3 separate regions of the Mus musculus genome follow, and all the other regions are linked to region 1. Evidence: chromatin loops called from intact Hi-C (ENCODE). Cell type or tissue: heart. All regions are shown on one strand.

Region 1 (8,000 bases):
CTGTGTCCCCTGCCCTCCTCTGTCCCAAGTGCATGCACTTGTTAGAACCTGTTCGGTTTCTAAATGAACCTTATCTCTTGATCAGCAAATCCATTCCGCCCCTAGATAAGAATAGTCTTGTGGGAATTTTAACCTGATTCATTCATCTGTGATTCGCTTAAAACGGTAATTTGACTCCAGGTCTGTGAAAATAGAGTCTTGATAGCTTTACAGCTACCCTGCAGTCCTGCGCTGTCCAATGAGGACGCCATTGGGCACGTGTGGGCACTGAACTACTTGGAAGTGTGCTCTAGTAGTCTGTAGCAATGGTGTAGAGCTCTACTCCCAACCTTGGTAGACAGATCACAAGCTCAAGGCCAGCTTTGTTTACATAGTGAGTTTGATGTAAACACCGGTTACAAGAGACCTTGGCTCAAAAAAAAAAAATTTTTTTTAGCTGGCACTTTAATCCCAGTACTTGGGAGGTAGACTCGGATCTCTGTGAGCTTGAGCCCATCCTAATTGATAGAGCAAATTTCAAGCCACCAGAGCTCCAAAGTGCCAGAGCTACACAGTAAGCTCCTGTCTCAAAACAAGGAAACAAACAACTAAGAATTACAGGGAGTAGCTGCCCGCTGCACTGCTGTAATGTGCATCGTATTGCTAAACTGCCAGGAGCTCACTGAGGAGCTGGCTCTGGTAGCTGTGCTATCGCCCACTCCCAACCCATTTTACACCAAGGCGTGAATGTTTCAGGGTGTCCTCCAAGACTTCTGGAGGGGCATGGATCACCTCTGTGACAGAGAACAGCAATGCAGACCAGAGTGAAAGCACCGTGTCCCAGAGACCAGCTAGAAGAAAAGCTACTTCCAACAGAGGGAACTATTGCTTATCCTGAGGTAGAAAGGTACCTGCCCTGGGGTCAGGAAGCCAGAAGACTTCAGCAGGGGATGCTCAGCCAGTGGGGAAGCTGAACTGGGAACTCCAGCTGAGTCTGCCAACCTCCCCAGTCTGTTTCTGCAGGATGTTCCGAGCGCCAATAATACCCACCTACCCATCCATCTAGCTCTCTACCTACTTTTCTGCTTGTTTTTACTTTGGCTTGCCATATGTACGTAACAAACCCACCCGTTCAAAACTCAAAGCGCGGCCATCACAGACCATGCTCTGGCCTGCACAGAACAGCTGGATGGAAGAGCTGTAGCCGCGCAGTCCAGACCCCAGCATGACATGTTACCTTCTTGAACGCAAAGGGACACTTATGACCCACGTAGGAAAAATGGTCTTTACAGAAATCTTGTTTACAGGCGTCGCATGTTATTGGCAGAAAATCTAAAAAACAAAAATCAGGATAAAACGGTAAGTCCTCTGAAGAACTGGAGTCTGAGAGACAGACACATCCCGGAGGTGGCACATGTGAGAGAAAACAACTTTGGGCCATAAAATTAAGAAACAAACAAACAAACAAACAAACACCACAAACAAACAAACAAACAACCCAGACAGGGTCCTATTTAGTGCAGGCTGTCCTGGAACTCATATGTAGCCTAGGAGGACCTTGAATCTCTGCTCCTCCTGCCTGCACCTCTCCAGAGCTTCAGACATGCTGGACACGTGCTGTACCACCTGAGCAACAACCCCAGTCCCAAAGGTAGAAATGCAGGAAGGTCAAGAGACAATGAAGGCCCCACAAATGTCTTCACGTCTTTTCAACACAGATATCATCTCTTGTGGCATCGCAACCATCCAAGCTGCCTTTGTTATCTGCAAAGCCCTGGTGGCTATTGCGTGGCCTTAAGGGGTCATTAACTTGCAATTCTGAGCAGACCCTGTGTTCCTGCACCAGAGTTTTCATGCTGAGAAGCTAAACCAGGACAGAGGCCAACTAGCGAGAGAGTGCACCAGCCAGGTGTCCTCCGCAGAGCAGCCAATGTAATGCTGTTTCCCTAGCAAGAGCCCCCAAAAGTTCTTACCTAGCTGTTTGCAAGTTGGTTCTGAACAGTGCTTCCCCAAGTCAGGAAACTCCATTATAAATGCTGTCCAAAAACACAGATGTATTTAAGTATCACCTGTGGGAATTAGAAGAGAATGAGGTTCTGAGTTGGACCCCAGGGCCTGTCACCTGCAGCCAAAGAGCACAGAGAAGCTATTTGTGAGAAGCACGGGAAACCCAAACCATCCTGGGGCCATGGGAAAGACTGCCATCTCATAAATTCTCAGCAAAGAGCAAAGTGGTCGTTTCATCATAAATACCAAGCCTTGGGTTAATAAGAGAATGCTCTGCGTAGCATGTGGGAGGGGGAAGTTCTAGGTTCAATCCCCAGCTCTGGCAAAAACAAAACAAATGTGGTGAGAGAAAGAAAGGCTTCCCGTATGGAGTCCATAGCTGCCACTGAAAATTATGGTCTCCTTGGAACTCAAGCTGCAGTCTCAACTCCTCAATACACTTGTTGACATCAACAAGATTCGGTGCCAGGTGCTAAGTGGCATCAGTTGACTATGCTCCCCAGAGTAGGCTGTCCCTTGCCTCTCCCTCCCTCATGCCTTCAGTTTTACTTTGTGCACACGCCATAATGACATCAGGCCAGGGCCGATCAAGGCAAGCGGCACTTTAATTAACCACAAGAAACAGACAAGCAGAGAGGCTGGCATCCCGGAGACCAGGCTTGAAGCAAAGTCTCCTCCAAGTCCTGTCACCTATCAAATGACTCGAAACTCTTGCACTTTCCACAGGTCAAGTCCCCAAAGAGCTTTTCACATCTTTCTATTACTTTCTCTGCTGGGAACTTCTTATCTACTCCTTGTTGAGAACTCTCAGGCTTCAGAAGACATCTATTTGACTTGTCAAGGACCAGTCTACAGTGTCACTTCCTCAAACGTCACCTCTAACACCTCTAAGCCAATTCACTTCCCACCCTTCCCCCTTCCTTTCCTACTGCATTTAGTGGTTAGGGTGGATCTCATTCCTGTCGGGGAGGAAACCTTTTAAGTCGTGCACAACAGAATCCGCATTATGAAATGTTTTTGTTCAAAGCAAGCAGCACGTGACGTATTACCAAATGACCACCGACTGTTTCTTTTCTCCCCCCCCCCTTTTTTAAACAGGGGGCCGGGGGCCTAGGACAGACGCTATTTTGTAGTGCTGGCTGTCCCTTAACCCGTTTTGTAGATCACTTTGGCTATCAACTCGGAGATCCGCCTGTCTCTGCCTCTGGAGTGCAGGGATTAAAGGCACGAGCCACCATGCCCTGCTAGTAGACTGTTTCATGAAAGTGTGTCTCACTACTTAGCTCAGGTTAGCCTGGAGCTTGTGATCTAATAACTCAACTCCCCAGCGCTGAGACTACAGGCCTGCAACAACCACTATGCCTGGCTGCCGCGACAATGGCTCAGGGCAGTTGACCTGGGGATGTGAGATGTCACTGTGCTGAGACAGTAACTCCTTGATGGCCAGGCCACGAGAAATCACAGCGCGGAGACGCCAGCCCCTAGTTCACCAGCTCCCCGGGCCCCAGCGGCCCGCAACCACACCGGTACCTGGCACTCACGGGTAGTCAGAGGCGGAGACAGACAAGCGGTGCCCTTTGTGGTTATCCCGGTGACACCGCAGTAGAAACTGCAGCTCCAATCGCCGCGAAGCGCCCGACTTCTCTCAAGGCCGGAAAGCGTAGCATTGCCCCTGCAGCAGCCTGGGCCATTTATCCCCAGCCGACAGATCCAGAGTCATACATCCTGGGCGTTCCCGGCGCGCTCTGATGACGCCACACCAACACCAACCAATCCCCTAACATCTAGAGTCGGCCCGCCAGCGCGCCCAAAATGTCATCGAAGGCCAGCCAATTCCTTCGTGTTATGACCCCCAGAGGGCTGGGCGCCGTGATGACGTCACTTACATGTCACCAATCCAGCAGTTCTACGGCCTTTTCGTCCCTCCCTATCCCCCCGCCTATTTTCTAGAACAGTCAGGCAACATCTCTAGCTTAGGCTGAGTCGTGGTGAGGCAGCTCTGGGTGAGGTGACAGGCTTGCCTGTACCTGAGAGCCTGAGACAGGACCCGGCCGGACGTGAGAATCCTGTGTCTCAGTAGGAGTTCCCTGAGGGCTGGGATCGCGGTATGCACAGATTGATGGCCCATTTGTGAAGCTGTAAGGATCCCAGGACTCGGGGAGGCAGAACGCCAGGGACAGGTCATCTGAACAAACATGCCTTGGAAAAGTGAGGTCCAGTCTACAGAAGAATTACAAGATGATACCCAAAATGCCTGTATCTCTGTTACCAGAGTTGCTGGAGCACGGACTATGCATGTGATTTAAGAAAGATGTTCAGGGCTGGTGAGATGGCTCGGTGGGTAAGAGCACCCGACTGCTCTTCCGAAGGTCAGGAGTTCAAATCCCAGCAACCACATGGTGGCTCACAACCATCCGTAATGAGATCTGACTCCGTCTTCTGGAGTGTCTGAGGACAGCTACAGTGTACTTTAAATAAATAAATAAATAAATAAATCTTAAAAAAAAAAAAAGAAAAAAAAGAAGAAGAAGAAAGAAAGAAAGAAAGATGTTCAAGCCGGGCGGTGGTGGCGCATGCCTTTAATCCCAGCACTCGGGAGGCAGAGGCAGGCGGATTTCTGAGTTTGAGGCCAGCCTGGTCTACAAAGTGAGTTCCAGGACAGCCAGGGCTACACAGAGAAACCCTGTCTCGAAAAAAACCAAAAAAAAAAAAAAAAAAGAAAGAAAGATGTTCAAGTGTTGCTGACCCAAGCTCGAGAATACCAAAGATCTGTGGGCTAGGCTAATAGACCCAGAATACTACTGCTCTGTCCTGATTATTTATGTTTTTAATTAATTATTTATTTATTTCTCAATCTGACATAAACTGAGAAGAGGAGACCACAGTTCAGGAAATAACCTCTATAAGATTGGCCTAGGAAGTACTTTTAAGTTAGTCATTAATATGGAAGGGCTGAGCTCCTTGCGAGTAGTACCACCCCTAGGCTGATTATCCTAGGTGCTATAAGAAAGTAAAAATCAGGCCAGTTGGATGTGTACACCTATAATCGCAGCATGTGGGAAGCAGAGGCAGGTGGCTCTCCTAGTTCTTGTCCAGCTTGGCCAACATTACTTTTTGCTTTGTTTTTTAAAAAAGATTTATTTACATGAGTACACTGTAGTTGTCTTCAGATACATATCAGAGGAGTGCATCGGATCCCACTACAGATGGCTGTGAGCCACCATGCAGTTGCTGGGAATTGAACTCAGGACCTCTGGAAGAATAGTCAGTGCCGGCCGGGCGTGGTAGCGCACGCCTTTAATACCAGCACTCGGGAGGCAGAGGCAGGCGGATTACTGAGTTCGAGGCTAGCCTGGTCTACAAAGTGAGCTCCAGGACAGCCAGGGCTATACAGAGACCCTGTCTCAAAAGAACCAAAAGAAAAAATAATAATAATAGTCAGTGCTCTTAACCCCTGAGCCATCTCTCCAGCCCCCTAGCCAACATTACATAGCAAGTTCCAGGACATCCAGGGCTACGTAGAAAGACCATCTCAAAAAAAAAAAGGAGGAGGAGGAGGAGCAAGCTAGTATGTAGTGGTCCTCCACAGCTTCTGCTTCAGTTACTGCCTCCAGATTCTTTCCCTGTTTGAGTTCCTTCTGTGACTGCCTCAATGATAGACTGTTCCCTGAAGTGTAAGAGTTGCTTTTGGTCATGGTTGGCCAAAGACAGCCCCCCACCCCCAGAACCATTTGACAAAACCAGAGTTGGAATTTGAGAGTCTTTATTAAGCTGGCCAGTGACTGCCTGAAGAGAAAGAGTTCTTACAGAGCAGCCCCAGTTGCTCTCTTCAGGAAGCTTAAAGGTAAAAACAATATGTGGTTGGAACTTGCAGAGGTAAGAAGAGCAAGCAAGCAGTTTAGCAGAAGCAAAAAAGCAGCAGTTAGCCAGGGTATCTTGACCTCATGTCCCCAAGACAGGGTTGGATAATTCTCAAAGGGACTTTCCCCTAAGAGGGAGTGTAAGCAGAGGTCAGCGCTGAGCCAGACCTTAGATGGCTACAACAGGAACAAGATGGAGGAGCCTTGACCCTGACAGTGTTGCTTTATCACAGCAATAGATACCCTAAGACAAGCTTTAAGTCTTGAGAATTTGGGCTCCATGTGCTGAGGCAGTGGTTCTCAACATTCCTGATGCTTTGACCCTTTAATACAGTTCCTCATGGTGTGATGACTCCCAATCATAACTGTAATCTTGCCACTTTTATGAATTGTAAATATTTTTGGAGATAGAGGTTTGTTAAAGGGGTCGTGACCCACAGGTTAAGAACTACTGTGCTAAGGCCAGAGACTTAAGGCCTTAACTAAGGTTGGAAGGTTTTTTTTGGGCTTTGATTGACAGTGGGGCAGGTAATGTGATCCTCTGAGTAGCAGCTAGTAGCCCTAGGCAGCATTTTAGCTTTGTTCATGTAAAAAAACAACCCACACTTCAAAACAAAGGAGAGAGTTTATTCTGAAACCAAATATGAGTCATTTTGGCACAGGAACATAGATTCAGTTTACTTGAAATATCTTGTTCTGATGTAGTAATTGTTTTACAGAGTTTTTGTAGTAACAGAACACAGAAAATGATAAATGAAGACCAAAATAATTTGGTCCTGGGACTTGTAACGTTCCAGCTCTCTGAAGTCAGTGAGGTTCTAATCAGCCTTGTAGAATGTGTAGCGACAGTGTGGCTTCTCCCAACCATTGGAGCTTTGGTTAACACTAGTATCCCTTTTACCAAAAAGCTGGCCTATTTTTGCTCTACTTATGATGAATAGGCAAGGAAAAGTGTTACTAGTTGTAGTGGCTATTCCTGGTTGTCAACTTGACAATATTTGGAATGAACTACAATCCGGAATTGGAAGGCTCACCAGTGACCCTTATCTGGAGGCTTGGAGAACCTTATCTGGATCTTGGTTTGAAGATCTTGAGCCATAGTGGCTATGGATTCCAGAAGATTGAATCTCCGAGTTAAGGAACACACCTTTAATCTGGGCTATGCCTTTCATCTGGGATTAAAGGTGTGGTGGAACACACCTTTAATCTGGGCTACACCTTTTGCTGGAGACAATATAAGGACATTGGAAGAAGGGAGTCTAGCTCTTGCTCCTGCTCCTTCGCCTGCTTGCTGCGTGAGACTGAGTAACTGCTAGATCCTTGGACTTCCATTCACAGCTGCGACTGAACAATTGTTGGGAATTGGGCTGCCGACTGTAAGTCATCAATAAATTCCTTTACTATTTAGAGACTATTCATAAGTTCTGTGACTCTAGAGAACCCTGACTAATACACTAGTGTTGAAGACTTGCTTATAGGCCGTGCCGATACACGGGGAGCCTTCCAGCTCCATGCCCTGAGAATAGGGACCTATGGCTGCAGGCTCTATGGACAGACAAGTGGCTGCAAGTTCTTGGGTTAGAGGCTGGGGTAGAGTTTCTAGGTTTTGCACTTAACTGCTAATGTTAGACTCTTAGGTGGGCCCTGGGTCTTGGGACCTCTGCCTGGCAGCTGTCAGACCAACTGTATCTGGCCAGCTTGCCAGAGTCAGTTACAGGCCTGTATTTCTTTTCTCTGACTCTTGGCAGCTTTCCATGTTCTTTCTTTCTTTTTTTCATTATTGACACTCTACTCTCTCATCTTCTACTCCCCATTGCATTCCTTGTTGTGTGCCCTTCATGTTACCCTCCCTCCTTGTTACCAGCTATGGTCCTAGGATGTATCTGGTAGAGGACTATTGATACCTGATACCTGTTAACATGACAATGGCTGGGGAAGTAACCCAGTAGGGAGTATGCTTGCTATGTAAGCATGAAGACCTGAGTTCAAAGTCACATGAGCTGAGACAGTAACTACATCTATAATCTCAGCATTCCTGTACTGAGAGGGGAGGTAAAAACAGGAGTTCCCCAGAGCTTGAAGGCCAGCTGATGTTAAACAGCATTGAGCAAAAGACCCTCTCTCAACACAGAAGGCAAAGATTGACACGTGATG
Region 2 (8,000 bases), 76 kb before region 1:
TACCTCTCTGTGACAAGTAGAAGATGGTTCCAGAAGAAGACTGTTAACATGGGATTGTCTCTTCACCAGGGGACAGGGTGTGTGACACACAGAGGGCACAGTGGTGGGCCTCAGAGCAGTCTATACTTCCCTTACCAGCAGATAAACAGAATTTGAAACAAAGAGGGTTATCAGCCCCAGGGTCCCCACCCTACGTCTGTGCCTGCCTGTTCAGTCCCCAGGAGAAGGCCTAGGCACTCACTGTGGGACAAAGCCCAAGTGAGGCAAAGGAGGCTAGCCGGTGAGCCCACAGGCCACATCCTGTCATGGAAGCCTGATACGCAAGGGGCCATTCTCAGGAGTGACACAATAGGGTTTTGCAGAACTGTCAAAGGCCATTAGGAAGGTCATAGCCAGTAGCCACCCTGAGAATTGTCATCAAATAAGGAAGTACCAGAGGTGGCCCCACTGGCCTTAGAGTCCTTGAGCTGAATGCTACCACACTGACCTCGCAGCCAGGAGGGGGACACACAGGGACACATAGGAAGCTGGCCCGGAGTTGTGGGTTGATAGCCGCTCATCACACACCAGGTAGGGAGGGGAAAAGGGGGGCCACTGAGATGAGACCTGAGACATTAGTGCCTCCTCAGACTTCTCTCCCACTAGATTCTTCCTCTCCGGGGCAGCATCTGGCATTCAGGGCTGAAAATGCACTCAGGAGTCCAGGTCCCCAGTTAATGGATTTCTAACACCATTCCCCACCCCCACCCCTCAAGTCAGACAGCAGTACGCCACACAGGAACTACCCAGAGGCCCCAGGCACAGCGCTGGGATGGCTCTCCTACAGCACTCAGGAGGCTGAAGGAACTGCCTGAGACCAGTACCACAGGGCAGCTTGGGGCTGATACCGCATGACCAGCCTGCAACACTGCAGAAGTAGGCATACCCGGGAGCGGGCAGGGGTGAGGGTAAAGCCCACTGCACTTTGAGATCTTTAAAGTATTCTCAAGACCGTTTACCTTCATCTGGCTGGGGCTCTCTCTTCAAAACTCATCTCAGCCAGCATCATGGCATCCTGAGCAAGGCCCAGAGAGACGACACAAGCAGATGTGCAATCTGGCGTCATGTCTAGGCACAGCCCCATCCCAGGCAACTCCGAGATGCAGCTGCAGCCATTGGTGCAAGGATAGTAAGGGGTGCCAGGTGTCACCTGCTATCCAGATTGGAGTGTCCACTGTCCTGAGTCACCCTGTGCCAGGGACAGAGGGACAAGACCCTCATCCATGTGGCAAGGTTCCATGCACTGGTTTGTACTCGCTGGGAGGACTTTTTCCTGCTGGGTGGGGCTTCAGCTCCTATTTTAGGTTACAAATGTCTTTGCCTTCTGGGAGGGACCTTCTGCGAGTGGCCAGCACACTTCTGCAAGAAAGCCCTGGAAACTCTCAGACACACACACACACACACACACACACACACACACACACACACACACATCACTCTTCCACCTCAGACATAGGCCCATTTAGATTCTTCTAGGTCACATGGTCCAACCATAGCCCGCTTAAACACAGTGTGTGGTTTGGACGACTCCAGGCCAAATCCTGTTTTTCCTTAGGTACTGAGGGCGTCTGTGCCAGCCTGTCTTTGGAGAGTGTAGAGCAATGGAGGGAAGACTGGATGAACAGAGAGCATGCCCCAGCCTCACGGCAACCCCCCAGTGCTGACAGAGCGTTGTGTGGATTTCAGGCTGGCACAGGTGAGCACTGTTTTTATGTCCTGGAGAGGAAGCGGCCCTGCTTACCCAGCTTGTCCTCCTGCCTCTGAGTGACCAGTGAATGTACCCAGGGGCCACTCACAGCTGTGGGAAGTTTGTGCAAACCAATTTCTTTATGGGACAGGTCAGTTCTGTTACGTTAAAAAAGAAAGAGAGAGAGAGAGAGAGAGAGAGAAAAAAGAAAGAAAGAAAGGAAGGAAGGAAGGAAGGAAGGAAGGAAGGGAGAGAGAGAGAGAGAGAGAGAGAGAAAGAAAGAAAGAAAGAAAGAAAGAAAGAAAGAAAGAAAGAAAGAAAGAAAGAAAGAAACTCTAGCCTTCTGTATGGTGATGTAGCCTTTTCCTGAAGGGCCAAGGGTGGCTCTGGTCAGCTTTCACAGTGAATGGGAAAGGCCCAGGAGTGGTCAGACAGTACAGCTCATGTTGGCAGGCAGGGCTGTCAGGGCAATTGCTATGGGAGGACTTCAGCTCTGGGGACGGGAGTGGGGGATGGAGAGAGGCCGGCGGGGCAGAACATAAAGAGTGCTCTATAGTGGGCACATCTGGAATGCATGCTTGCATGGCACATGAAACCTGGAAATGGAGAACTCTTTTGGCTGGACTGCAGCAGGGTGAGGCTAGAGCCTAGACGGCAAAAGCGGGCAGGGGCTGGAAGAGAGCCTTTGGAAACTGGTGTGATCGGGCTGGCCACCTCTGCACATGGTGGGCTTTGTACTCAGGTGTGATGCCCTCGACGTGAGTCCCTGTGAGCTAAGGCAAGGAGAGCCACTAGCTAGCTGGATGCCATGTCAGGCGCGTCCTCCCAGGGGCGCTCTACAGTGGTACTTAGCAGACCCAAACCTCCTCAGTAGACATGTGTGAGCACAGCTGTAGTGCTGATGGCTCACTGAGCCACCAGAGACAGACATCTGCTCCATCTGAAAGAGTGATGAGACAGGAAGCCAAGGCGAAGCCTTCGGCCCTTCTGGGAAGCTGCTCTGGTCAAGTGCTCCACTGCTCTCCTATTCCCTCCTCTGGAGCTCATCTGTTTGGCTCTGGCTGACCAGAAACCTTGCTCCTGCCCATACCCAGCTCAGGCAGGGTGCCATCAAGCAGCTGGCCAAAAGAGCCAGGAAGACCTGTAGCTGGGGGAAGGGCCAGCAGGGAGGGGCCACGGAGGGCAGACTGCAGAGAGAATCCATCAGGATTTCCTGCCAAAAGCCTTTGCCACCGCGGCCCAGGCCAGACTACTTTGCCACCCACTGTTGCCACCATTGCTAGGGTACCTGATATTGCAGCGTGAGAACAGAAAAAGATCATCTGACACCCCTACACACACACACACACCCACATACCCCACCCTCCACCTGCGTGCAAGTACGCACGCGCGCGTACACATACACACACACACACATACCCCACCCGCCGCCCTCGAGCGCGCGTACACACACACACACCATAGTATGAAGGCTGTGCAGATCCTCACATAACTACAGTAAGTGAATGAAGACTGCAGAAAGAATCAAGTCTACGGAAAGCCAGAAAATGGTGAGCACCGCTCCTGGTGACTTCAGTTCCGCCCTTCCCACCAGACGGCCCAGCACAGGATGGCCCAACCTCTTGCTTGTCATCTCAGGTGAATCCTGCTTTGGAGGAATCTCTTGGATCACTCACTCTAGCCTGGCTACTGGATCTCAGGACAGCTGAGGGCCTCAGGTGGCACATGGTACCTGGTGACAGGGACGGTCAGCTCCAGTACTCAGGGCCAGTACCACCAGCCCTGACTTCAGGGCGAGCTTGCTTCTCAGCACTCCCCAAGCTCAGCCTTGTGGGAAAGGTGCCACACACAGCCATGTTAAGCCATTCGGAAACCTCCAAGGACTGGGTCTCACCCTCTCTGGGGTCATCCCTCCACTCTCAGCTCCGGTGCTCATGGAGGACGCTGGGAACACTCAGGCCTTATTAAACAATCACAGAGCCCTCCCCCCCCCCCCACACACACACATGCTGCCAGGGAAGGAAGTGTGCTAGGTCTCCCGGAACGAAGGCTGAGGGGGATGCTAGGAGGCCCAGGGCCTTGGTCTGACGCCACAGGAGGTTCTACTTCTGCTTCTTACCCATGGGCCCAGAGAGCAACCACTCTGCAGGAAGCAGGAAGCCTGTGTGAGGCCAGGCAGTCTGCCCAGCTAGGCCACTGGTCACTGGACTAGAGTGCTAGTCTGGCCCATCGCACACGGGGACCGGAAGAATGTGGAGCTCCTAGAGGCCAGTGTCTGTGTGTACATGTGCACATGTATACACAGCTTATGTTGGTGTGTGCACGTTTGTAAAGATGTGTCTAGTGTGAATCTATGTGTACATACATGTGAATGTATGTTTGCCTGTTCATGTGCCTGGTGTGCACATATGTTCATGTCAGGGTGTACCTGGTACATGCATGTTTTTGTTTCTGTGTATCAAGATGCATATCTACCTATGTATGTGCACATGTACACTTGTGTGTTGGTATGTGCCTGGTTATACACACATGTGCATGCATGTCAGCATGTTCATGTGTCTGGTATGTACACACGTGCATACACATCTACAGGACACAAAAGGCATATGCACCATATCTGGAAGTTTCGAGAAAAACAAACAAGAGACTGCTTTTATCCTTATCTTAATGAAGGTAATTTTTCTGTTTCTAAAAACACAGAAACAGCCTTGGGACCAAAAGGACAAACAAGGACAGTCAGGCTATCCCTGCTGCTCATTGTGACAGTCCATGAGTCGTGCGCTGCCTTTCCAGATCCCTGGGCTGGGGGTGGGGGGGTCAGAGGCTGGTGGTCCCTTGCTGGCCCTGCACACTACTGTGGTGTCAGTTCAAGCTCCCCTTCAAGGTTACAGCTCTGTGTAGGGTTGGACAGGGGCTGGAGCAGGGCACCAGGCCACGTGTGTGAAACAGACAGGGTGACTCACAGTGGCGCTGCCCCAGGCTACAGGACAGGAGACTGCAATGGAAACATTTACAGAGCGGAGGCCAGAGGCGCTAGAATGGCTGAGTCCTGCCAAAAGGAGCAGACAGCTGAGGGATGGAGCAGGGTGGGGCCCGCCGGGTGGAAAACAGCGGGTCAGACACAGGAACCATCTCTCAGGGCAGCTCTGATCTTCCGGGTACTAGCTTTGGACTTCGTTCCTCAATCCGCTGTCCACCTCTGATCCCTTGTACGACATATTCGCAGGCCTCCTCTCCCTGGGCTGGCAGTCTGTGGGGCACCACAGTAAACCTGTGAAGGTAGTGGGGAGCCAGGAAGTCCTCCTAGGATGCCAAGGCCACTTTGCCTACTGTACTACACACATGTAAGGCCACCCGTGCCACCTGTGGATCACACAAAAGAATCTCACACATTCATGTCATTTCTGTGTTGTTTGAAAACAATGTATGAGCCTTGCTGGAAAGATCTGTAACAATAAGTGTGACTTGAAAGGAGCTGTCTGTAAGAGCATTGTGCCCATGTGGAAAGGGCTTGGTAAGCTCTCTCCTGGTTTTTAGAAAAGCTATGGGCTTTGTGAACTGTCTTCTCCCCACCTAAGCAGTGTTGGGTGAGGGGTCCACTTCCAGGAACCATTCTGAAGGGCTATTTACAGAGTGGTGGCCAAGAGCCACTGCAGGAACACAGCATTCTCAGACACTAGCCTTGGGGAGCTCCCAAGGGACACAGAGCTGACCTTGGCGGCCCTTCTGCAGGGTCGAGAGGCCACAGGTTCTCAGCCTGTAATGCATCCATGGACTTCTGGCTCTCTTCTGTGGTGCTCTAGGTTTTTTAAGAAGTCGGACTGGGTTGTGGTCGGAGAGTAAGATGGTCCAGCCACCCTGGAAAACTGGTGACCTCAGGTGACCCTGGAACTAGCTATGCCACTCTCAGATATGTGCCCCCCCCCCCAAAAAAAATGAAAGAGAGCGGAAATCAGCTGTGTGAGAGCTGCTGTCTAACACTGTGTGCACCTCTTAGTGACAGGAAGAAGTCCTAGTGGGGCAGGCAGGGACGACAAGGACACACAGTGGCAGGGAGGCAGACACCTCCTGTGTATAAGAACGCAAGACCTAAGGCTTCCACAGAGACCATGTGCTACTCTGGATGTGTCCAAGTTGCAAAAGATAAAGCAGATAAATGGCTGTTGAGGCTGGGTGTCAAGTTCGGTAAGTGAGGGAGCTGTGTTGAGTGAGGGCTGTGACCAGAGTCAAGGTGGTGCCTGTCAAGAAGAGTATGTATCCTTTCTACAGAGTCTTTCAAACAGACTTGGGGAAGAGCTTCGAGTTCTCAGGCTGACCCTGGGCTCAGGTCTCCGTGGTACTAACTCCCAGGCTGAGCCAGGCAAACCAACTCAGGCTGTCCTAGTGCGCATATGAACTGAGATGCAAGTGCTGGCAGACAGACATACTCCAGAGGACTAGTGCGTGCGTTACCCAGTGGGAGAACACTGGGACCCGAGCTCAGGCTGGCTTCCCTCTGCAGCCCTGCTGCCTCTCTCCCCATCTCTCCATCCCGCCTGAGGTGGACTACAGAGGAAGAGGACTTGAGGAACTGTTCAGGCTACAGAGAACCCAGGACACAGGGTGCCAGGAGAAGGCTGGGCACTGAAGAGCAGATTGCGGAAGGTTTGGCAGTAGAGGGCTTCAGTGGTTTTGTCAGATCCAACATATTGGTAGGTGCTTGCTAGGACTGAAAGCACGTGACCTTGGGCTCCCAAGAATGGCTGGACCCTCCGAACCTCAACAAAGACAGGATGGCAGATGGTAGTAGGGCAGTAAGGTGTGCCAGGGTGTGCTGTGCACAGAAAGCTCTTGGCTGCTCCTTCCCTAGCTGGCCTCTTTAGGACAGAGCTCCGAGGATCAGGAGGAAGACAAGCTCATCTAGTCTGCATGGGTTTCCACCCGCTCTGAAGGACAAAAGCACGGGTGGCACTCTGGTGAAATCCTCAACTTGGGCAGGCTGGGTACAGGGAGCAGAGCCCCAAGTGTGGCTGTGCAGCACCAGTGTCCGCCCCTCAGGAGACAATTACTTGCTCTCACATTCCCGGCAGGGAAGGGGCACTGGTACCCAGTACATAGAATACTGAGATCTGAGAACTGAGATGATGAAGGCCCTGTGCAGGCCCAGATGGTGCCAGAAGATGCCCTGGCTAGAGCACTTGGGACCTAAGCAAGGCCCCTCCAGCCTGAGTGGCAGCCTGCAGCCTTTTTCCCTATGGACAGAATCACACAGCCTGTGGTGAGGAGCACCATCCTAGTCCACCGCCCGGAAACTGGAGGCAGAGCTGACGGCTGCAAGCCAGAAGGGCCCTTGGTGATCAATGTCCACAGACACAGTGCCCAGCGGCACACCACGCACGAGGCATGGAGCGGCTGCAGAGGTAGAGCAGCAGCTCTGCTCCCTGACCGTGGTCAGAGATCACAAGATGACTTCCCATTCCACCTGACAAGACAGACTTGAAATTGCACCCCCCCCCCCCGGGCTGGCCATGACTCTTCATTTCCACACCGTTGGCTTCTTAAGCACTGGCAGCTGGAAGCCATCACAGCCACTGCTGTGTCTTTTCAGACTGAAAGAGACAGATACCATGAGAAGCGCTCCTGCAGGCCCACGGGGAGTAGCAAGGGCTGGCTGCTGGTGGTAGCGGTGGCACGGTAAACAACTGAGCACACCTCCGACTCATCAGTCAACCTTCCTGCTACTTGGGACACTCAGAGAGAACTGTCCTCTGGGTCTGAAGATGACAGGGTGGACAGGATGGCAAGGTACAGTGCATGACCAGATGACTGTGGCAGGTCCTTAAAGCCTAGAACCCAAGAGGCCTGTGAACAGACAGGGGCTAGCCTGGACTCCTGAATCTAGAGTAGTGCGCATTGTGAAATGCTAAAAATTAGTTTAAAAAAATTTTTATAGGGATTGGAGAGATGGCTCGGTGGCTTAGGAGCACTGGCCACTCTTCCAGAGGATCTTGGTTCAATTCCCAGCACCCACTTGGTGGCTCACAACCGTTTGTAACTTAAGTCCCTGTGTATCCGACACCCTCTTCTGACATCAGTGGGCACCAACCACACATGTAGTATACAGGCATCCATGCAGGTAAAACAAGCAGGCGCATAAGATAAAAGTGACAATAATTCAAAAATTACATGATAAAAAATTATAAAAGCAAAGAACTTTATTTAATATCAAAGAAAGGATTAGGAGTGCTCAGTTGCTTTTACAGAGGACCAGAATAAGCCCAGTTCCAGGGAACAA
Region 3 (8,000 bases), 140 kb before region 1:
ACACCCCTAGAAAACTGTCCCTGGGATTTCTAAGGCCGGAGACACTAAGATGAGCCCTGAGCTGTGCTCTGGAGCCTTCCTGAGGGCTCTGTGATCCCTGCCTGTCCCAGCAACACTCATTCCATGCCCCTGTCACCTCTGCCTCTCTGGAGGTGGGGGCAGGAGAGCTGCAAGGTCACGGCCAGCTGAGATGTGACGACAGCCGCAGCCCCCGAGGTTCCCCGCGCCCCGGAGGCCCGAGAAGGAGTATTTTAACTTTATTTTCTTACTTGCATTTATTTACAAACCCACCAACCACCAACCAAACCAAAACACCCTTGCCAACACTGGACAAAGCCAGAAGTTTCCTTGGGTGCCTGCACTCGCCTAGCTGAGGTCCCATAGGCCATGGAAGCAGGCCCTTCCCTCCCAACTCTGACGCACGTGTTCTATGTGGTGTCGAGTGTGGCACGGGGACTAGGAGGCCTTGCTTCAGCTCACCCCACAGACAAACAGGCAAGAACCTCTGCTGGTACTGTCCAGAGCCTTGCCAGGCAGACTAGTCACCCCCCCAGAGGATCTCAAAGTAGCCACACCCTCGAAGCAATCATAAGTAGGAGTCCCTACTTATGCATCTGTGCCAGGCACTACGGGCAAAACAATCTGCTCAGGTTTGGAAAGGGGTATGGAGGGGGTACTGTAGACAGAACCCAGGACTTCACTTAACTGTGGAATGCATCACCACTGAGCCACGCCCCCAGCCCCTCACTGGGGGACTCTAGGCAGGGGCTCTACCACTGAGCCACGCCCCCAGCCCCTCCCTGGGGGGATTCTAGGCAGGGGCTCTACCACTGAGCCACACCCCAGCCCTTCACTCAGGGGATTTTAAGCAGGTGCTCTAGCACTGAGCTATATTCTCAGCCCTGTTTTTCTTTCTTTTTTTTTTTTTTTTTAAAGATTTATTTATTTATTATATGTAAGTACACTGTAGCTGTCTTCAGACACTCCAGAAGAGGGAGTCAGATCTTGTTACGGATGGTTGTTAGCCACCATGTGGTTGCTGGGATTTGAACTCTGGACCTTCGGAAGAGCAGTCGGGTGCTCTAACCCACTGAGCCATCTCACCAGCCCAGCCCTGTTTTTCTTATCATTTTGAGATAAGATCTTACTAAATTGCCCAGATAGTTTCTGAACTTATTCTGTAGCCGAGGCTGGCCCCAACCTCACCATTCTCCTGCCGCAGCTTCCTGAGCAGTTAGGATGACAATCCTGTGTCAGGCTCCACTAAAGCTCTTACTTGCTGAATCTGTCCAGCTTGCCTGTGGGAACCTCTCCTTTTGTAGACACCAAGACCCAGGGGTTGAGCTGTGGGGAAGGCAGGAACCTGCTCACAGCCTCCTTCCAGGCTGGGATCACTCTGGCCCTCTTGTAAAGCTCAGCAGAGCCAAGAGGAAATTCTCAGCCATCTGCTGAGGCTCAGTTCCAACCATGAGCTATCTGGAAGGGGGTCACCGCCAGAGCTGAGACACCTACACTGTCACCCCCACATGCCTATGCCTCTAGGACTTGTCTGGGTTTGTTAAACACAAAGAAAGCAGGCTTAAGCGGACCACTGACATCTTGAGAGAGGCTGGGGTGCCTGAGTTCCTGTGTACACAGCGATGGGGACAGGCCTCCTTCCCCAAGGACTGGCGTGCTAGCTGCTTCTGCACATTTACAGTAGAATGGCTCTCGTCCTAAGGCAGAGCGCCACAGGTTTTGGTTTTTGTTCTGTTTAAAAGTAAACCTGGGGCCGGACGGTGGTGGCGCACGCCTTTGATCCCAGCACTCGGGAGGCAGAGGCAGGCGGATTTCTGAGTTCAAGGCCAGCCTGGTCTACAGAGTGAGTTCCAGGACAGCCAGGGCTACACAGAGAAACCCTGTCTCGAAAAACCAAAAAAAAAAAAAAAAAAAAGTAAACCTGGGGTGGGTGTGGGGGTGGCCATCATCATCCATTACTGCTTAAGTCGCCATTGTCCCGGTGGCATTTCAAACAGCTTTCAGAGGACAGCGCGAGGCCATGAGTGTTCTTACTGGGCCGAGAATGTGAAAGGCATGAAAACCTGTTGGGCTCAGTCAGCGCCGCTAGGATCTACGATTCTGAAAGCTTAAAGATGGAGGGACAAAGCTGTGGACACTCACTCTGTGGCTTGTCACTCACGGAGGTTTCCAGGGCCGTTAGCGGCCTCCTCACTGGCTAAACTGTGATTTCTCCTGGCAAACATCAGCCACTCTGCTGTGGCAGGGGCGGTGGCTGGGTTGGTAAAATGGACCCGAGTTCCCTCCCGAGAACCCGAGAAAATTGGGTGTGCTGGTCCCAGCACTGGGGGCAGAGAGGGATCCCTTGGCTTGCCTGTAGTCAGCGACCTAACTAGTGAATCCAGGCCAGCAACAGACCAAGTTCCCAGCACCCACGCGGTGGCTCACCACAATCATGAGCACTCACACATGTGAATGCGCACACACACACACACACACAAATAGAACTCACCTTTGCATCCTGCACATTAAATACTCTTTAGATTCATTTCTGCACAAAGCATTTTCATAGTTCTTGTCACGGAGACACCTCATGAATTTTTCTTTAAAGCTTTTACATTCACCTAGGGAAAGAAGAAAGCCAGCATTCTATTAGTTAAAGAGAAGGCCTGACCCGCTCACACGCTGACTTTAGGAGCAGCACTAGGGTTTCCATCAAAATTCGTTCCCTTTGTGAGGCTGTGGGTGTGGCTCTGAGGTAATGTGTATGTTTGGCATATAGTCCCCTGGGTTCAAATCCCTGTACTTCAAAACAAAAGGGCTGAAAGAAGCTGGGGAGATGGCTTACTGGCTATGAACACTGGCTGCTCTGACAGAGACCTGAGTTTGGTTCCTGATACACACATTGAGCAGCTAACAAATGCCTGTAACTTCAGCTCCAGGCTATCAAAAACCTGCTTCTGGCCACCAAGGGTGCCTGCATACAAATGGTGTATATACAAACTCAGATGCACACACATACACATAAACTTAAAAAAATTATAATAAAGCCGGTCATATTGGCACACACCTTTAATTCTAGCATTCAGGAGGCAGAGGCCGGTGGATCTTTGTACATTTGAGTCCAGCCTGGTCTACGCAGCGAGTTCCAGGACAGCCAGGACTACATAGTGAGACCCTGCCTTTGAAAAAAAAATGAAGAATCAATAACGAATTGAAATAAAAATTTTAAATGGAAAATTTCCCAATGAAATGTTGGCAATGAAATCATAATCTAAAAATAGTGAGATGGCTCAGTGGGTAAACACGCTTGCCACCAAGGCTGACAACCTAAGTTTGATCTCTGGGACACACGTGGGGGTGGAGAGATCCCAGTTTTCCACAGTTTGTCCTCTGACTATATACGTGTCATGGCATATCCCCAAACACACTAAATAAATAAGCATAACTTAAAAAATACAGAGGCAGGCGGATTTCTGAGTTCGAGGACAGCCTGGTCTACAGAGTGAGTTCCAGGACAGCCAGGGCTACACAGAGAAACCCTGTCTCGGAACCCCCCCCCCCAAAAAAAAAACCCAAAAAACCAGTAATCTCTAAAGCTGTCCCTGGAGCTGGAGTCTCTACAGCAGTTCACCGAAGCGTCTAATCTACACTAACAGCTGCCGTTTCTACACTAACACGAGGGCTGAGGGCTGCTGCATCTCTCAGGGCTGTGTGCTGGTGGTAGGACTTGTGGGGAGGTCTGTGTGCTGGTGGTAGGTGGGGGGGGGGGGGATGTCCTATGTGCTGGTGGTAGGCAGGGCAGTCTTTTCTTTTTTTAATTATTGTAGTGCTGAGGACTGGACTCAGGTTCCTGTGCGTGCCAGGCACCAGCTCGGCCTCTGTAATCTGAATCTCCAACTCTCTCCCAGTTTGTTTGTTTTTTTTCTTTCCCATGTTCCAGTTTCCCAAAAGGCCTGTTAACTGCAGACTTCAGAACGGTGACTAGAAATCCTCCAGGCTGGAGGCGTGGCTCAGAGGTGAACACTCGCCTAGCATGTGCCAAACCCGGGCTTTCAGCCCCAGTGTTAGATATCAAAAAGCTTTTTGAAAATATTTCCTTGCCTAATGTTCACGGCAGACCCAGAGCCTGGAGCTAGGGGAGGGTGGGTATGTCCTGCGCTGAGCTGAGCTGCCGCCAGGGGGCCTAACATCAAGCTCCGTTCCAGGAGGCCTGTCACCATCCTATCACATTAGCCCCAAGTCTTACTTGGAGAGCCATGACATGTGGCCCTCTGAAATAGGGGCCCTCAAGACTCAGTTTCTCTGACTGCACCCCCACAGTGCTCTGAGCACGCCCAGCCCCACTACCCGGGAAGGACCTGTAATATTAACTGCTCTGCATCCAGGGTCCAGTACCTCAGACCCCACCCACCATTTCTAGCATCCTGTCATCAACACACATGACAATGCCACCCAGGTCTATAACCCCACACACTGTCCCTCATATTCAGCTCCTTCACTTTGGCTCTCAGACCTTCGATCCAGCACCCTAGGCCCTGTCACATCCAACATCTAACTCTTCAGACATTACACCTAAATCCAGCAACTCTGACCCGGCCACTCAAATCTAGTACCTTAGGCTCTGCCACCCAGATCTACAACCCCAGGCCCTGCCATCCAAACCCAGTGCCCCCAAACCTGCCATCTATAGCAAAGAGACAACACTCCAGTCTCTGCCACCCAGACCCAGCAGCCCAGACCCTGAACCCAGATCCAGTACCCCTGACCCTGCCACCCAGATATCCTGCACCCATAACTCTGTCACCCAAACCCAGTACCCCAGTACCCCTGACCCTGCCATCTAGAACCAGTATCCCAGATCCTGCCACCTACTTCCAATACCCCTGATCCTGTCACCGAGAAACAGCACTCCCTACCACTCAGACTCAGCACCCGAGACGCTGCCACCCAGATTCAGTATTCCTAACTCTGCCACCCGATCCCAGGCCGCCATCAGCCTGTGCCTCGCCTCGCCTCACCGAAGTGGTCCAGCGGGAAGCTGCCTTTGTCTGGGGGCCGCGGCTGGAAGCTTTTGGTCCCGAAGTTCATTGCGGTCGACATCACGGCGAAATCCAGAGCGGAGAGCGACGGCGACGCAGGGCAGATGGCTGAACACCGAGCGGGTCCAGGAAGCGTCGAGCTAGTCGAGCGGACGACTGGCCCCACCCCGAGTCCACCCAGGCTCCACCCACCAAGCCCCGCCTCACCTATCTAGCCCCGCCCCTGCCGTGTTGCGAAAGGATCTGCCCTTGGTTTCCAGCCCTCTGAGAAGCAGAAAGAAGCCTGGCAGTCATCTTTTGGTACTGATTAGCAAATAAGGACAGAAAGATGCAGCCATTTGCCCGAGGACACCAGTCTGTGCCCCGGGATCTTCATCCCACCCATCTGTCTTCCAGGGACTGAGTTTCCCATCTACTCAGAGGGAAAGAAGCACACTAAAGGAGGGGTGGCTAGCTTACTGCCAGTGCCGTGACACAGTGATACAAACGGGTTTTACAAACAGAAAATAAAGCAGGGTGCAGTCCCTCACACCTGTAGACAGCGCTTAGGGGGCTGAGGCAGAAGGATTGCCTGAGTTTTCAGCAAACCTGGGCTATGTAGCCAGTCCCACAAAACAAAAGAAAATCTCCCCAAAGGGCATCTTCTGTGGTTCAAGAGACCAGAAGTCTGATCCTAAGGTGTTGGTCATCAGCCCTCTTGTGGCCTGCTGTCCCTGCTGTCTGTTCCAGGGAGCCCAGGTTCTCTCCCAGCCTCTGAGATGTTCTGTCAATTTTAGGTAATTCTGGGCTGCTAGATATCTCCCTCCGGGGCCTCCACTTCTGGGAACATTCTCCCATGTTTCTGTATCCAAGTATTCCTTTTATGACATTGCCACACCGGGGTAGGGCCATCCCAACAATCAATTCTCTTTCCTTCCTTCCTTCCTTCCTTCCTTCCTTCCTTCCTTCCTTCCTTCTTTGCTGTCTGATTTTCTTTTTTCTTTCTTTCCTTCCTCCCTTCTTCCCTTTCTCTTTTTCTCTCTCCCTCTTTCCCTCTTTCCCTCTTTCTCTCTCTCTCTCTCTCTCTCTCTCTCTCTCTCTCTCTCTCTCTCTCTCTCTTTCTTTTGAGACAGGGTTTCTCTGTAGCTCTGGCTGTCCTGGAACTCTGTAAACCAGGCTGGCCTTGAACTCAGAGATCCACCTGCCTCTGCCTCCCAAGTGCTGGGATTCAAGTTGTGCTCCACCATGCTCAGCTCATCCCAACAATTTTAACCTCTGCTGCTTACATCTGCCACAACATTATTTCAAAAGGTCCTGGGGGCTGGGACTGTGCCAGGTGGATTTGGGGGGGACTGTTCTATGGTAGTGGGGTGCACTCTACTGACTCTTTGCTGTTGTTATGGCAATAACACCCATACCCAGCACCCCTGCTTTTCAGCTTGGGGACAGAGAAGAGCACTCGCACCCTGCCACCCTGCACTGCTGTCAGTGTAGGACATTGGCCGTCATTCCATCTCAGCCACACATGAATGCTATGTTCTACACTACACCAGGCCCTGGCAGTGAGCAGAATGGGCTCAGTGGGCTCCTAGCAGCTCCTTGGGGCCAGCTCTTCCTCTACAGTCCCTTGATGAATCCCAACATCACTGACGCAGAAGCAGAAACAATTCCCAGGGGCTGCAGAGAGGTGCTTGACCGGCAGATCTACTCAGTCTCTCCTGTCTTGCTGGACTCCCCTCCTCCACAGGCACTGGATCCCATCCTGCCTTCCTGTCTGGGAGGCTGGATTTAGCAGATCTACAGGCTGCCTTCAGAGGAGTACCATCTCCCTGCCAGACCTCCAGCAAGCCCATTCCAGGTCTGCTTCCAATCACCTCTCAAAACGGGGCCTGGAGGGATGAACTCAGCTGGCAAGGACACTCACTATAGCAACATGAGGACCTGAGTTCAAATCCCTAGAGCCTCCCACCCCCACCCCCAAAAGCCAGGCTGGGTAGCATGGGCCTCTAATCCCAGCATTGTAAGGGGTGCCTTGCTGGCTGCCAGCCTGGCTCCAGGTTCAGCCAACACCCTGTCACAAGGGGATAAAGGGGAGAGAGAGAGCAGGGCAGCTGATGTCCTCCTCTGGTTTCCACATGTGTATGGGGTATACACATCTCACATCTGCACATCAGAGAGAGAGAGAGAGAGAGAGAGAGAGAGAGAGAGAGAGAGAGAGAGAGTTATAGAGAGACTTCAGAAGGAAAGCTGTACTTTGTTGATATCATAGAAACAGCTCTTTTGCACCTTTCCCATGCCTGGGACCAGAGGCCATACACTGAGTTATTCATTAATGCTTTCTGGACTGTGAACAATGGTGTCTTTTATGACTCAGCAAGCAGCCCTTTTCCACTTAAAATAAGAAGACATCTCTGTCCCTGGGGTGGCAGACCTTCTGTCAGGCATCCCAAAGAACCAAGAAAGCAGCAGGGGCTGGTGTCTGGGCTATGAAAGCAACTTTTAACCTGCCATTCCTCGGAAATGGCTACTGCCTTGTATGAATGCTTTTGTGTTATTTGTTTTGGTTTAAGATGGGTACTCACTGTGCAGCTCTGGCTGGCCTTGAACTCACTAAGTTCTGCCTCCCTCTGCCTTGGAAGTACTGGTTTTCCAAGGGTTGTGATCAAAGGTGTGTACCACCCTGCACAGTGTGTGTGTGTAGCTGGATACACCTGTGTTTGTGTGTGTGTGTAGCTGGATGCACCTGTGTGTGTGTGTGTGTGTGTGTGTGTGTGTGTGTAGCTGGATGCACCTGTGTGTGTGTAGCTGGATGCACCTGTGTGTGTGTGTGTAGCTGGATGCACCTGTGTGTGTGTGTGTAGCTGGATGCACCTGTGTGTGCACATGTGGAGACCACAGAAGGACGTCAAGCATCTTCTTCCACATTGCTTTGAGGTGGGGACTCTCTGGATTGGAAGCTCATCATTTTTGGCAAAGCTGGTT

The links. Hi-C counts contacts between places; a loop is a spot of excess contacts. Peaks named below come from ENCODE experiments on the same cell type or tissue, not always from the same donor. Only the 100,000 strongest peaks of a DNase experiment are listed, where the experiment ranks them.
Region 2: a loop joins it to region 1, with 2.0 times the contacts of the local background. A loop is called at or near these places in 2 of 42 quality-filtered maps.
Region 3: a loop joins it to region 1, with 2.4 times the contacts of the local background. A loop is called at or near these places in 2 of 42 quality-filtered maps.

What each region holds. Positions count from the first base shown.
Region 1 is chr5:139,480,750-139,488,749 of GRCm38, forward strand. Zfand2a (zinc finger, AN1-type domain 2A) reads right to left here and starts at 3,742. Exons shown (of 7, transcript NM_001159908.1): 1 at 3,528-3,742; 2 at 1,953-2,048; 3 at 1,217-1,311. The coding sequence starts at 2,007. In heart, no CTCF peak of the experiment used is centred here; a DNase peak (open chromatin) is centred at 3,792; H3K4me3 peaks cover 1,825 bases; H3K27ac peaks cover 1,404 bases.
Region 2 is chr5:139,404,838-139,412,837 of GRCm38, forward strand. All of the region lies in intron 2 of 3110082I17Rik (RIKEN cDNA 3110082I17 gene), which reads right to left. It overlaps C130050O18Rik (RIKEN cDNA C130050O18 gene), which reads left to right and starts at 447. Exons shown (of 3, transcript NM_001384195.1): 1 at 447-570; 2 at 1,595-1,735. The coding sequence starts at 1,657. In heart, CTCF peaks have their summits at 4,003 and 4,725; DNase peaks (open chromatin) are centred at 378, 1,224, 3,854, 4,744 and 3 weaker places; H3K27ac peaks cover 1,648 bases; H3K27me3 peaks cover 2,627 bases.
Region 3 is chr5:139,340,054-139,348,053 of GRCm38, forward strand. Cox19 (cytochrome c oxidase assembly protein 19) reads right to left here and starts at 5,113. Exons shown (of 3, transcript NM_197980.1): 1 at 5,019-5,113; 2 at 2,510-2,621. The coding sequence starts at 5,100. In heart, a CTCF peak has its summit at 4,171; DNase peaks (open chromatin) are centred at 4,188 and 5,218; H3K4me3 peaks cover 2,472 bases; H3K27ac peaks cover 2,487 bases; H3K27me3 peaks cover 1,593 bases.